Linked DNA regions of Homo sapiens: region 2 is linked to region 1. Evidence: chromatin loops called from intact Hi-C (ENCODE). Cell type or tissue: sigmoid colon. All regions are shown on one strand.

Region 1 (2,500 bases):
TCCTGCCCAGGCACAGGCGCAGGGCCTGGTCGGCCTCGAGTCTGAGCTCTCTGTGGCCGGGGAAAGCAGCCGGGGGACGCCGGGGGTTTCAGGGCCACCCGCACTCCCTGCCCCGCGCCTCTGCCCCGCACGTCCGCATGTCTCGGGCTGCAACTTGGGGAAGTTTTTTCCTTTTCTTTTTCCCTTTTTTTTTTTTAAGTTGAGTTTGTTATCACTGCTCGGTGCCACTTGGTGGTGTGCTGGCGGCGTCTCCCTCCCTCCTCGCGCCCCTCCCCTCTCCCTCTCCTTCCCTCCCACCCGCCGCTCTTCCCTCCCCAGTGGATGGAGGGAGGAAGGCTCCCGGCGCGCGCTCCCCTCTGACCACCTACGGAATGACCTCAGAGTGGGAGAATGTGCCAAGGCCCGGGGGAAGCTCGCGTTCTCCCCACTGGAAACAAATCCACATCTGGAGCCGCGGCTTGGGCCCAGGGGCGCGCGGGATAGTTCCAGCTTTGCAAAGAGGGGTTAGGAAAGAAAGAACGAGAAAAAGAAAGCAAAGTGGCAGCCTGCTGGCTGTTTGCTGCCGACTCCCCACAGCTCCTCGCTCTCGCTGGCTCCCTCGCCCCCACACTGCCCTCGCCGGTGCGAGCCTCGCAGCCACCCCGCAGGACGGCTCGCGCCCCCCACCCCAGCCTTCGCGCCTCCCGCGGCGACAGGAGGGGCTGCCGCCAAGAGGCCCCCAAGCCAGACTCTGAGAGGCGGACGCAAGCCTGTCCCCGGGGACTGCTCCGCTCTGGATCCCGGTGTCACGCGAGGCGAAGTTCTCGGGGACACTCTCCAGAATGCGGGGGTCCGCGGAGGTCCGCGTTGGGGGTGGGGAAAAAGGAGGCTCTGGGGGCGTGAGTCGCGGGGAGGAAAGGCACCTTCACCCCCAGGGCTGCTTCATCGGCCTCCCACGGGAAGAGTCTGGAGCTGCCGAGGAGGGGGAACAGTGCGTTTCCTCCCTCCCCATTTTCCCCTGCAAGTCCAAGGAAATCGCGGTTGGCTGCACGGTTTTGCTTCAATCCACGAAGCCAGTTGCCAGAGCTCCCCCTAGCGCCGCTTCGGGCGCGCTGCAGTGGCTGGGGCTGAGAGTGGGCGAGGCTCGGCGGAGGCGGCGGGGCTGTCGGGGGCCGCTTCGCGTCCACCCGGGGAGCTGCGTGGAGTCTGCATCTCGCCCTTGCCTGAGCTGGGTCCCGGGGCCGCGTGCGTCCCCACTCCAGGCCCACGTCGAGGAGGGGCACGTGGTCGGCCCCCTTTGTTGGGAGCTGGGCACTGGAAGGGACCGGCCAAAGGGCTTGGGAATTCCCCACCCGCCCCAGGGATCCCTGTGGTAAAGGAGAGTGGATGGTGGGGTGCGAAATAAGATCTCTGAACTCAGCAGGACCCCAGACGAGGGCTCCCCTCCCCTCTGCCGGGTGATCTGAGCCTAAGCCGCACACTGGAATCTAGCAATGCCAAGGGATGGGATGGGGCGCTCTGGGAGCACCCTAAAGAGAGGTGCCCTTCCCCTTCCCTTATCTTCTCGGGGCCCAAGGACCTGGGCAGCCCCACAAAGGGTTAGTGCCCTGAGTATAATTCCCCTTGACCCAAAACGCAACCCACTGGCAATCTACCCGTCTCACCAAGACATTCCACACAAAACTGTAACAGGCTGCACAGCCTTGATTCTACACTACACCCCACACTGAGGGCCACACCCAGCCACACACTGTCTCCAACACTTGCTCCTAAGCTGCATCTTCACCCCACTCACAATCCCTGGGGCCACTGGCGCAGCAGGAAACATACCAGCCTAGAACATCCAGAGAGACCGATGTTCCCGTGCATAGCACAAGTGAGAGGCTGGGTCCGGGAGGCGGGTGGATGGGGTTGCCTGGCCATGGGGGTCGTCTGAAAGGGGGATGGGGTCAGGCGGGCAGGCAAACCAGGAGTCCATTTCAGCTCCACAGACAAGCCTCTCTCCCTCCAGTAAAAAGACCAGTGGAGCCCCCAGACAGGACTTAGGGGTGCTGCTTAGGGAGGTAGGGGAATTAGAAGAGACTGGGTGCCCGGGGGATGACAAGGGGGAGCTTCCAGAGAGCAGCAGCTCTAGAAGCAAGAGCTCCAGCAAGTCCGTGGTCCTCCTAGGTTAAGCAGCTCCCCCCAACACACTCCCCCAGGCTCCTAGGACACCACGGGTCTGGCTGCCCTTGATACGTGGTGTAGGGCTGAGCCAGGCTCCAAGCTGCGCTCCCAGCAACATGGAGCTGCTGGGATGACAGCCCAGAGCCTCAGAGCTGCAGGCTGCCCTCCAGAGAAGCCAGGGGTGGGGATGCCTCAGGCTCCCAGGAAAGTCACTGTGCAGGGCACTGAGATCTGGGTGCTGGGTGCTGTGTGTGTGTGTGTGTGTGCAGCAAGAAATACAGTGTGTGTGACTGTGTGTCCCTCTGGCACAGGGGATGCACACCAGGAGCTCTCCCTCCAATCAGTGGACAGTATT
Region 2 (2,500 bases), 400 kb before region 1:
TGGTTGGATAGATGGGGCCTCAGGCGGGTGAGACCCAGCTATGTGCTGTTTCGAATCCCAGCCCACGGCGTCCTGCCAGTCCCCCTGCTAACCTCATTTGGTTGCTAGCAGTAGCCTTCATTTTCTGCTGAGTCACTACTCTCAACCCAGACGTGGGGTTGGGCGTGCCAGGAATTTGGAGGGAAGAAAGATTGACAGAACCTCAGCACCTCAACACCAGCTCCATTTTTAAGATGAAGAAACCGAGGCGGGGGAGGAGGTCTGCTCAGTCCTGGAACACCCCACTTCCCCAGCAGCCTTAGGCCGCCACCCCTGCCCGGCTTACCCACCTCCATCGGGGAGCCTCTGTCATTCTGGTAGCTGGGGGGTGGGGGACTGGGGAACAGAACACATTCCCCAGGGCCCTTTGAGTCATGCTGAGTCCTGTAGAAGTCCCAGCACCACCCATGGTGCTCCCAGGAAGCTTTAGCTGGCCTCTGGGAAGCAAATTGGGGCTCCTGACCCCTCTAAACAGAGAATGGCACCCCCGCTCCATGAGTCTCTTTCCTCCTTTCCTCTCTGGCCCCTCTTGCCCTTCTCTGTGCCTGGTGGCAGGATTTAGGAGCCCATCTCTGTCCCCCATAAGTACTGTGGCTGGGCGAGCCCCTGCCCTTCCCTGGGCCTCACTGGCCCAGCTGGGACCAGGCCAGCAAACCCAAGTCTCTCTTGACCTGACCCCCCAGGACACTGTGTCCATTGGAGCTCTGACTGTACCCCCTTTGCCCTGGTGCCCTCCAGTCCCCACCCCTCTCTCTCTCTCTGGCCCTCTTATGGACTCTTCCAGAGGGAGACTGTCCCACCCCACCTCCTGGCTTCTCCTTCCTCTTGGTCTCTCTCCTCCTGGCCATCCTCATTGGAAAATGCCAAGTCTGCAGGTTTCCCATGACCTTGAACAACCGGCAGTTTGGGAGTGAGCAGCTCTGAGCTTTGCAAGGAGGGCCTAGGGTGAGGCCCACCATGGGTCCTGGGGGCTGCATTGCCTTTGCACCCCACACCCTGTCCTGCTGACCTTGCTTCATTTTTCTCCATGGCAAGTGGCATCTTCTCACTGCTTACTTGGGTATTGTACGTCCATGGCCTCAGTAGAATGTTCCTTCCACAACGGTAGGGGTTTTGTCAGCTGTGGTCACTGCTTGGTCCTCACCCGGAAGGCCTATAACAGTGCCTGGCCCACAGGGGGCCTCCATGAGTGCTGAGGAAGGAGGATTTCCTCCAAGCCACCTGTGGGGAGCACTTCCTTGTGGGCATCACTGCCTCTGATGCACCATCTGCCTGCCCAGGATATGCCAGGCCCCTTTCAGAAGATGGGGAAACTGAGGCTCAGAGAGGAAGAGACGAAGGGAAGGAACGGATGCAACCTCACACAGTGGTCCCTGGTGGGAGTCCAGAGGAACGGATGCAACCTCACACAGTGGTCCCTGGTGGGAGTCCAGAGTCGAACCCACGCATTCAGGCCGTGGCGCTTGACTTAGCCCTTCCTCCCACCAGCCAGCCAGTCCGCCAACAGCTGAGAGGGGCTGGGACAGCCCCGCCCGCACCCCACGTCCCTGACGCCTTCGGCCACGCCCCTGTGGTAGAGTGAAGAAACTGAGGCACCCCGCCTCCTCGGATTCCTTGCAAGCCTCCTTCCCACACCCGCGCCCGCGCCCCCGCCCCCTCCTCGGGCCCTGCCCTCCCTCCCTGGCCTGGCCCCGGCCCCGGCCCCGGCCCCGGCCCCGCGTAGCCCCCGGCCCTTGGCAGAGCTCAGCCCGCGCCCACCCGGAGCCGGGGAGGGAGAGAAAAATGAGTTTTCCTGCCGCCCGGTGGCGGTGTCAATTGATCGCGCGCGGGCGGGGCTGCGCGCCGGGCTGGGGGCCTTGCTCGCAGCTGCCGGCGCGCAATTATCGGGAAAAAACTGGGGCGGCTGCCGCGGTGAAATTAGTTATCGATCCCTCGGTGGGGCCGCGGGGCCGCGCTTGGCGCTGAGGGCTGCAGACCCGGCCAAGCCCGCTGGGCGGGGCGGGGGCCTGGGGGGCGGCGGGGGCGGGCCCTCCCCCTGCTCCGGCCTCTCCCTCCTCCCCCTCCTCCTCCCTCCTCCTCCCGCCCGCGCTCCCCTCTCCCATTCATCCTGCCGCCGTATCGACCCGCGGCCGACCCCGCGCGGCCAGGCGCCCCCGCCCGCTGCCCTCTCCTTTCCCAGCCCGGCCTCCCCCGCGGGGGCTGTCACCGAGCGCCTGGCACGGCCGGGCCATGCCCCGGGGAAGGAGGGACCAGGGCCGGGGGCGGGAGCCAGCCCTTGTGCTCGCAGCCCTGGGTTCGGAGCCCAGCTGCCCGGGAAGGTTTCCAGATCTCCCTGAGCCTCAGTTTCCCCATCTGTAAACTGGGTGGTGGTGGCTTCGTCCCCCGCTTTGAGAGGACAGCAGGAGAGGCGTCCTGAGAAGTGAGTTCGCCTGGAAGCTGCCGGGCTGTAGTTTGCGTTGAT

Evidence for each region. Hi-C counts contacts between places; a loop is a spot of excess contacts. Peaks named below come from ENCODE experiments on the same cell type or tissue, not always from the same donor. Only the 100,000 strongest peaks of a DNase experiment are listed, where the experiment ranks them.
Region 2: it touches region 1 in a loop (12-fold over the local background); 7 of 110 quality-filtered maps call a loop at or near these places.

The regions. Positions count from the first base shown.
Region 1 is chr9:129,172,760-129,175,259 of GRCh38, reverse strand. No RefSeq gene overlaps it. Among named protein-coding and RNA genes, the nearest start is that of IER5L, 4.3 kb to the left of the region's middle. RefSeq lists an enhancer at 1-155 and a silencer at 539-588. In sigmoid colon, CTCF peaks have their summits at 888 and 1,089 (motif pointing left); DNase peaks (open chromatin) are centred at 349, 1,039, 1,376 and 2,241; H3K4me3 peaks cover 1,482 bases; H3K27ac peaks cover 1,316 bases.
Region 2 is chr9:129,568,468-129,570,967 of GRCh38, reverse strand. No RefSeq gene overlaps it. Among named protein-coding and RNA genes, the nearest start is that of C9orf50, 51 kb to the left of the region's middle. RefSeq lists enhancers at 1-278, 1-290, 291-1,154. In sigmoid colon, a CTCF peak has its summit at 1,206; DNase peaks (open chromatin) are centred at 157, 1,209, 1,587, 2,388 and 1 weaker place; H3K4me3 peaks cover 1,131 bases; H3K27ac peaks cover 1,168 bases.